3 separate regions of the Homo sapiens genome follow, and all the other regions are linked to region 3. Evidence: chromatin contacts called from ENCODE Hi-C or POLR2A ChIA-PET data. All regions are on one chromosome and are shown on one strand. The core of a region is the stretch at or near the end of the contact, and the rest is flanking DNA. Distances in the headings are between cores, read along the strand shown. Region 1 overlaps LOC124901334 (a long non-coding RNA gene). Region 2 holds the start of GCLC (glutamate-cysteine ligase catalytic subunit). Region 3 overlaps DST (dystonin).

Region 1 (3,052 bases), core at 172-2,671, 2.8 Mb before region 3:
TTCCTGAATTGCATCCACTAGTAGGGTCCTTTAGGGGTGTACTCTCAATTATTATTATTTTAATGATGGTTTAGTTGGACTAGAACTTTAGTCAAGATCTATTTAGATTTATTTACATTTTACTAATTTCCTTGCCTACTCTACCTTTCTGCATCTCACTCCTTCCTTCTGAGGTCAGCCTTGTTCTTCCTGAATTGCATCTACTAGTAGGGTCCTTTAGGGGTGCACTCTCAATTGTTATTATTATTTAATGATGGTTTAGTTGGGCATAGAACTTTAGTTTGATAACTATGCATCTCAAAGATATTAGTACACTTACAGTGTTGCTTATATCAATGTAATTATTGTTCATTTTGGTTAACTGACTTTTTGCTTATGAAGATCTTTGTCTTTGACATTTTGTTGTTTCATTACATTTTGTTTTGTTGTTGACACTAGGAATGAACTTATTTTTATTTTTCTTGATCAGGACTTTTTAAACTTTGTGAATCAGACAATTTATGTTTCAAAAATTTTAGACAATTTAGTCATTGCATCTTCAAATTTTGCCTCTTCCTCATTTTTTCCATGTTTTCCTTCTGGAACTTTTACTGGACATCTTTTCATTTTATCCTCTACATCTCTCCCTTTTTATTCATGTTTTTTGTCTCAATCTCTTTGGAATTCATGCTCAGAGCTATCTTCCAGTTTGCTAATGCTTACTCCAGTTGCATATTCCAACTAATGCTATTCCAGCTAATGTTATCTTCCAGCTTCCTTTGCTCTTTCTAATGCGTCAATTAAGTTTTCAGCTTCAATGAATATACTTTTCTTTTCTAAGCACTGTGTTTGTTTATTCCGTCAACTTTGCAGTTGCATTTTTCTCCTTTTTTTTTTTATTGTGTTACGTCTTTAATCATTCTAAAGATACCTGTTTTATTGCCTATGTCTGACTCACCGGAAATTCCTAGGTATCCAGTCATGCTGTTTGTGGTATCTGCTGCCTCTTGCTCCTGGTAGCTTGAGTGTTTCATAAATATAGATTGCGAATTTATCAACACTGAGCCTTTAACTGTGAGGATCCTGTGAGGCCTGGATCGAAGGTGTGATTCTGCAGCAAAGTTTTACAACTGCCTCCGTCGAATGCCCCATGGGTAGAAAACCAGGCTTCATTTTTACATGAATTGCTTGATTGAGAGTTCTTGAGCTATAAAAGATAAGCCCTGAATCCACGTGGGGGCAGGTCTTGATCAGGAACACTCAGGGCAGACTTTCTTTTTCCTCACTCAGAACCCAGACTGAAATAAACAAAATACCTTGTCATCTCCCTGTCAGTGGGTGGATTTATTTAAGGACCTCTCTATTACTGAAAATAGAGTCCTTCAAGAGTCCCCTACTGGTGTTTCAGTTCCAGCTCCCAGCCTTATATATGTGTGGAGCCAGGACCTCATCTGCCATCTCCACGCATGCATTGGCTCTGAGCTAGTGCGATGGCGCCCCCTTCCTGTCTCCCACTTCCCTCCCAGGACAACCGCAGGCTTCCTGTCTCTGTACTGCTCTGGTTTGTGACCTGTTTCAATTTTAGCTCCTGAACATTTCTTGTACTATCTTATAAAGTCAGTGCTTTTAAAAGTATGTTTTGTATATTTTTTTCCAACATTTCTAGATGTTTTATAATGGAGGCTCTACATTTTTCTATATTGTTAGAAATGTAAACTCTTATATATACTTTTACGAATAGATCCCAAAGAAGTTTTTAACTTGGTGAAATCATCTTGTTATGTGAAAATGTGGCCATCATAGCTGGCTAACATGCTAAAGAGGATTAGCCTTGGTGAACATGCTACTAACTCAAAAAGTTATAATAGGGTGCTTGAGATAATACAGGGGAAAGGTAATGCCTTTTGAGGGACTAGATAGTCAAGCAGAATATCGTAAACTGAAGGAATCTTGGAGATTAATGTATTCATTCATTCATTCATTCATTCATTCATTCATCAGTTACCTGATGCATGCCTATGACCCAGAAACTGTTGGGTAACATGCAGTTTCTTCTCATCAAGATCATCTTCTGTAGCACACGGTGAATAATAAACAGATGATTAAGTAACATAGTTATAGACGGTGATAAAAGCTGCACACTTTTAAGATGAAGACTGGGAGGCATCAGCCTCCATGAAGAAGTAACAGTTGAGCTGAACCCTAAATCATGAGAAAGAGTTAGCCATGAGAAGAGGAGGAAGCAGCACCTAGACGGAAAGGCAATGTGATTCGGTTGGCGGGCGGAAAGCACAGGAAACCCCAGTGAGAAACCAGAGCAGACAGAGGGTTCTGAGAACACAGAAACCAGCTTAGCCAGAGTTGGCCCTGGTGGGACTCTGATTATACCTTCTGTATTCTCCAGTCCTCACCCATCACATACCACTAATGCCCTTGACAGCTGTCCTATTCAGCCTTGTCTTTAAGCAAGCTGTTATCTACCACATCAAATACCTCCAAGTGCCCACATGAGCCATAAGAAGACCTAGAACACCTGCTTCTGGGGTATTTTAGACATCTTGCTCCAAATCCATAGAGCCTCTGCAATTAATGAAATTATCTAGGAGTTCTTGCACCTGTTGTTTTTATGTAATTCTGTCTGTGCTCACTCGAATAACTACTAATTATGTTCTAGCATAATAAATAAAAATTTGCTGTTATGGTTTTAGAAAACAAAGAAAGTGCTTGATATTTAAAAAGTGCTTTTTATTAGAAAAATCTCTATACTAAATTGTCAAATTTTCATATCTTTTTGTTATATAGGGAGCTATCTATACAGCCCTGCTCAAGTTGACAAGTATATATACATGTATGTATACATATATGTATTTATACGAGCCTTAAAAGAAGAAAACAAATTTTATTGTCTTCCTTCTAATATTACTGATGAGTAACTGCATCCTCTCAATAGTTTGAAAACTATTGTTTACTTGATTTCACTTTATTTTCATAATAATCATGGGAGGTTAATAGTATTATTTCCCTTCTTTACCAGAAAAGGAAATCAGTTTCCTTTTATGACAATGGTGAAGCA
Region 2 (3,062 bases), core at 554-3,053, 3.0 Mb before region 3:
TCATCACCAAAACACATGCTGTGCTTTTTCTGTTCAAAGAAGTGTGACAAACCACTTTTTGTAGAAATGTGAATTACTAGTCATCATACTTTCCTAATTTAAAACAGCACAATTTCTTCAGCTGTAGGAGGTAGAATCCCAATCTTAGAAAAAAAAAAAAAACTAACTTTTTGAAAGGAGATATTCTGCACTGGTGTAACAGCACGTCAGCACTTAGGCCAAGATTGATAACAACACTGGCCAAAAGATAAACAATTTACACAGGTGGCAAGCCATCTAAGGCAAAAGCTAAAAACAAAAACAGAGATGGACTTCTCAAGAAGTCATTTAATGTGTACTGCATACACACGTAATTTTCAAAAACAGAAAGGGAAGGCACAAAAAGTTTTGGCAGATGACACTAAATCAACAGTTTTAACATTGCTGCATTCCAGATCATTCCAATAAACAATGGTTCAACCTACTGAGAATCTAGAGACATTTCATCTCTAGGCAGAACACTGGTTTGTAAAGTTTAGTTGCTGGACCTAGGCCATGGAAAGACACAAGCAAATCCTAATGTTGAAACTCTAAATGCATTCCCACTTAGAATTAAACAGGAAAGGGAAGGTTCCTCCCCCATGTAGGAAACTGAGCCGTAATTTACTGGTTTCAATTTATAGCTATGAAGTGTGTGTGTTTTGGAGGGGAGGGAAGATGAGAAGTTGGAGAGGTTTAAGGAAAAGACACCTGCATGAGGTAGGGCAGAAGTGGACATCCTGAAGACCTGATTTCTAAAAGCAGCAGGCCTACTAGGAAAACTTAAATCTCTTTCATATTGACCGCAAAAGCGAATTTTGAGCCTGTAAGGTGGATCATGGTAGTTGCCGGTCTGCAGATACACTAGGTTGAAGACTCGCAGCACCTAATGTCACTTTTTCATGCTCACGCCCTCCCAGCGCCCAATCCGTGTTTATGGAATGAAGGGGAAAACCCAAAAGAATGAATGAACAAGAAAGGAGTCTAGTCAGGAGGATGGCCCTGGACGCGGACTAGGCGAAAGCAGGGACGATGCTCCCGGGGCCGGGAGGCGCTCGAGGACCCCCGGGCGCAGTGGAGAACGCGGACCGCGATAGGGCCGGGGGCGTAGGGCAAGACAAAGGCAGCGCGGGCGGCCAGACACGGGTGCCCGGCGGGGACGGGGACCGCGGGCGCTCACCTCATCGCCCCACTTGAGAACGTCCTTGTGCCGGTCCTTGACGGCGTGGTAGATGTGCAGGAACTGGAGGATCCCGTGCCGCCGCACGTGGTCGGCATGGCGCTTGGTTTCCTCCCAGCTCAGCGGCGAGCCCTGGGACAGCAGCCCCATGGCCGCCCCCTCCTCCTCCTCCTCCTCCTCCGGGCTGACGGCGGTCGCCCGCTCCGGGCGCGAGACGGACACTCAGCCGCCCGCAGAAGGCGGCTGCCGCTCCACCCCGCGGGGGCGCTCTCGGGCCGCAGTCGGCGGAGGGAGGGTCCTGCCCGCTCCGGCTCCCCGGCGGCGGCCCCTGGCGCCCAGGTGACAGACCCTGGGTCCGACGCACCGCGCGGAGGCGAAGGCAGAAGACCGAGAGCAGGCGGGACGGCTCTCGGCCCGGCGGCCTCGCCCTCCCCGCTGCTCCTCCTCCCGCTCCGATGCGGCGGCGGCGGACCCCACGGCCGCGCTGCCGCGGCGGCTCCCGCTTCTCTTTGCCGGTCTGGTGCACTGGCTTCTTCCTACTTGTGACCAAAACCTGCGCCGCCGCGGAGCATGCCCAGTCTTTGCGTCCGCTAGCTCGCCGCTCCTGGGCGCGATCCTGCGCTCCAGGTTTTATAGACTACGGGCGAAGGCGGGGAGAGGAGGCGGTGCAGCGGCGGAGGCGTGGCCTGAAGCCCGGTGGGAACCGCGGGGGCTCAGGAGGCGTGTGCAAGGGTGATTGGGTCGCAGTTGAGGGGAGCAGCTCGCGAGAAGGGGGCGTGCGGTCGGCCTCGCTTTACGCAAACGCGACATATCAAAATGCATTTTTTTTCCTAATCAGAAGAGATAAACTTGGGATTCGGGAAGAAAGTTGATTATTTGAATCAATGACGAACTCACCATATTATGTTTTAGTTGGACAGGGCCTCACACTTAGAGTGAGAGCGGCAGAATGTGTTGAGAAAAGTATTAACATGGTAGTGAAGTGAAACAGTTCAACTCTAGGCTCCATCACTTACTGACTGTGAGACTTGGGACGAGTTCTTCCCATATCTGCATAAAATTAGATTAATTCTATCTTTTATAGATGTCGTAATTATGTGCATAGTGTACATGTGTATAGTGTTGGCCAAAAAATTGACCTGGTTATTAAGAGGAATCAATTTGTCAACATGTGTAAATCATTATTCCCTACTGTCTTGATTAACTGGTGACCTATGTTCTCTGGATGGCACGGACACCATTTATTGCAAAAAGTCTCCAGACAGACCATATGAGGAACCATCTCCAAAAGTTTATCCTCCATCTAAACCTAAAATTCATCCCTTAAGTGATCAAAATGACGTTCTTGTGAGCCTACCGTGGGGTGGGGTTGAAGATAGTGGGAACACCTAGAGTTGGCCTTATCTCGGAGGGAAAGGAGAGGAAGGAGGTACCGTGCCCCCAAGTGATTGTTTAATAAATATGTGTTGACAGAGCAATGACCTGTCAGGGGAAAAGTGAAGGCAACTAGATCATACATGTACCTACCCAGAAAGTGTGTATTTATCATACCCTCTTCCCTCGCACTACAGAGTTAACATTTAGTAAGCACTTATTAATTGCTAAATGAGTGAGTACATGATAGCAGGATTCTCTTCTCCCACAGCCTTCATATTGGATGTGCCCCTCACAGGGCTTGGGGGCATGAATACCCAAGGTCTGGCTGGGATTTCCACAATGGTGTGTGTGTGTGTCTGTGTGTCTGTGTGTGTGTGTCTGTGTGTGGTAGGGATGTTTGAAGCTCAGGAGAAGATGTTTCCATCCTCATCACACAGGTGGGATAGAAATCAAACCACATTCTAATTTTTCCACAGCCTTTTCAACA
Region 3 (2,890 bases), core at 321-2,820:
CGACCTCTCAGCTCAAATACACTGGAAGAAGTAAGGGCACCATTAGAGCATAAAGAACTAACATCCAGTGTTCTGTGACTGTAGGGTAAAGTTCGATCTGTAAAATGCCTGGAAGATAGACTACCTTTTGAACCAGAGTCTATCTGTTCATTTAGTCTAACAGTATCATAGATTGACCGCTGTGGGACGTAACAGTCTTCGATATTTAGGTCCTCCTCTTCTTCACCCTTCCCTACACATGGGGGATTCTGACGTAAACAGTCTGGTCTGCTGAGTGGCTTCCCCATTTTGCAGATAGTTAAAACAAATATTGCAGCTCTTGACACAGATAAGAAATAAGATAAAGCATCTTCCAAAAAAGTATACTTCTGAACAGAGCTATGGAGTGTCTTTAGCATAAAGACACATGCTCAAATAATATATTTCATAATACATGAGGTGTTTAAGGTCATCAGCAGTGCATCAGTATAAATGCAACTATCCTTTTACCTGGTTGATTTTAGGATGATTCTAAACAATAAAGTGCATCAATAACAGAGAACAAAAATCTCCTTTGTCCACCTTTCCCAGCTCCCAAAGTCCCCGTTCACACACTCCAAAACACAGAAAATAAACAAACACACACTTAACAGTGGCTCAAACACTCAGAACATTCCATTGTCAGTCCATTTCCCTTTTTAGTCTGATATTTCCAGATTAAAATTTCCAAATGAGCAAGCATTTTAACAGCCTGAATGTTAATTTCGGCAGAGCTCTGGTTAACTGTAATCCACTTAAAGATGGCTTGCAGAACTCCACCATTCTGGTAAATAAACCATGCTCCAGAAATTTAAAAGACAAACACAGGGACCTGGTATTGTTCACATCAAGGCACAGAACAAATCTTCAGAGAAAAATAAGTTAAGTCTAACGTTATGAGAAAGTTACATTTTTCTTTTACTTTTTTTTTTTGGAGGGGGGAGTAGCTATAAATAAACTTGATTGAAAAGGCAGGTTTTCTTCCTGTTTTAAGCTTCTTCAATGCTATTCAGAACTACTCAAAGGAAGAAAGAAAAAAACACCAGACTTTTAGACACCCAGGGCAGTACAATCCAGCAACCGTTTAAAGTAAACAGAAAGCATGGTGTACTACTAAGCTTCTTTAAAAAAAAAAAAAAAAAAAAAAAAAAAGCCATTTCCAAAGATTCTTATCTGGTCCTCCTTAGGAAGGCTTATTCCACCTGAGGCAATTGCAGCAACGAAGAGCTCCGCGGCTTCCTCTAAGGCACAGGCAGCGTAATTCACATTGAGCAGAAAACCCAGGGACTACATTAGCCTTTGAAACTGAACCAAGTTCTGTGGCCGCGGTATGGCCTTCATTTCAGCTGGGGCTAGAGAGAGACGGTGGCGGTGGAGGCAGCAGAAAGAACTCCGGAAGGGAGCTCCGGGGCTGTCCGCGGCTCCTCAGGGCAGCACGGTGCCGGGCAGGCATGCTCTCCAGCCAGGGCGCTTGCAGCAACGCCCTCTCTCTTCAGGCACCATCTGCTGCGTCTCTGGGCCTGCCGGGCGTTCCGGAGCCGCAGCTCTCTACCACTTCGGTGCTACGCCCTCCCGTGACTTAACTTCGCAGTCATCTTTCGCTTCTTCCCGGGAGTCGGCGAGCGGTTTCAGTGGGAGGTACCTCGAAGCCGAGAGGCTGCAATGTAACAGCTTGTGGTGACATCAGCGCAAAGCAGGCCGAGTCCGGCCACTGGGGAGAGGGACAGCTCAGGTTCAAACACCGCGGAAACCCCGCCGACTACTTCAAAATGGGAGGGGATCCGTAGGGCTTGCGGAGGCAGAACCTGGCACCGGGAGATCCGCGAAGAAATTATTTTGTGAAGGTCCAGAGACCGCACTCATTTGAATACTAAATGGGAAAAGGGGGGCTACATAGGTCCCTATCCTTCAGTTGAAACCGCACTTTTACACTGAAGAATCTGATGCTTCAGCAGTATCTGCGATGCAAAGTGCAGATCACTTTGAAGTCGAGAGTGTTTTGCCGTTCCCTTTTGAAGCCCAAGTTCAAATCTAACTGTTCTCCAGAGTAAAGTATTCCTACCAGTGAGGGGCTCTCAGCACTGCTGACATGAATATTAGTAGTTACTAATAACCATACAGTACTCTTGAGGTTAACACAAGGCCCAAGAGTGGTACTCACTGACTCCAGATATTTAATAAACAAAATCACCTCCACAGATTTTTATCTACTGAACACCCTTCTAAAAATACTGTTTGAAAATAAATTCAGCAAGCCAACTCTTAGTCTTTGTAGGAAATTTAATAGTTTTATTTAAATAAAATCTAAACATTCTCTATTTTACAAAATAAGAAACATCGTCAGAGTGTCAGTTACAAATGAAGCGGTCTTTCTTCAATCTCATAAAATAATCATTTGAACATGAACAAAACTGTGCTAACTCCAAATGAAGAAGGCAGTTCTAGTAAAAACAACTTTATACTTTCTTTGTTAATTTTACAGAAAAGATGTGGGAGGAAACTTTTGTGCCTTTAATGAGAAAACGTTATCTCAATATTCATTCGATAAATCTAAGAGTTGAATCTTTTTTAAAAAAATCTTTTCATAATGAAAACTCTATCGGTAACTCATCCATTCAACAATTATTAGATTATTAGATGCAACTCAGTATGTGGCCATCATTAAGTTGACTAGATATATGACTATCTATAAAGAAAAAGAGATTTAAAAATATCCATCCACATCACAATATCAATGCCAATTTTTCATGTTCAAGACGTGAAATATTTCAACAAGCACCTGATTCTGTGGTGTTCAAGCACACAGGCTGTAATAAGGCACTGATAAGAGAAAGAAAAATGGTCTCATACTTACCACGCTTGAACAGTGGAT

Evidence for each region. Hi-C counts contacts between places; a loop is a spot of excess contacts on that map. ChIA-PET counts read pairs that join two places held with the same protein, here RNA polymerase II (POLR2A). Pooled maps may share reads with other maps.
Region 1: POLR2A ChIA-PET joins it to region 3 with 11 read pairs in A673. The contact joins two enhancer-like sites. POLR2A ChIA-PET finds 5 or more read pairs at or near these places in 2 of 52 experiments (A673 and WTC11).
Region 2: a map with no recorded cell type shows a loop between it and region 3 (9-fold over the local background). The contact joins the promoter of GCLC here to the enhancer-like site in region 3. A Hi-C loop is called at or near these places in 1 of 37 single-sample maps with no recorded cell type and 3 of 50 pooled maps. POLR2A ChIA-PET finds 5 or more read pairs at or near these places in 1 of 52 experiments (HEK293T).

The regions. Positions count from the first base shown.
Region 1 is chr6:53,733,735-53,736,786 of GRCh38, forward strand. All of the region lies in intron 1 of LOC124901334 (a long non-coding RNA gene), which reads left to right. Among named protein-coding and RNA genes, the nearest start is that of LRRC1, 60 kb to the right of the region's middle. RefSeq lists an enhancer at 469-1,668. Within about 2 kb of position 1,422, at least 11 of the 41 ENCODE cell types and tissues checked have a DNase peak (open chromatin) inside an H3K27ac peak, as active enhancers do.
Region 2 is chr6:53,543,298-53,546,359 of GRCh38, forward strand. It overlaps GCLC (glutamate-cysteine ligase catalytic subunit), which reads right to left and starts at 1,804. Exons shown (of 16, transcript NM_001498.4): 1 at 1,199-1,804. The coding sequence starts at 1,348. RefSeq lists enhancers at 488-1,229, 1,068-1,127 and a silencer at 1,348-1,777.
Region 3 is chr6:56,541,286-56,544,175 of GRCh38, forward strand. The region is part of intron 61 of DST (dystonin); the gene reads right to left. Among named protein-coding and RNA genes, the nearest start is that of COL21A1, 300 kb to the left of the region's middle. RefSeq lists enhancers at 906-1,671, 1,376-1,795. Within about 2 kb of position 1,571, at least 40 of the 41 ENCODE cell types and tissues checked have a DNase peak (open chromatin) inside an H3K27ac peak, as active enhancers do.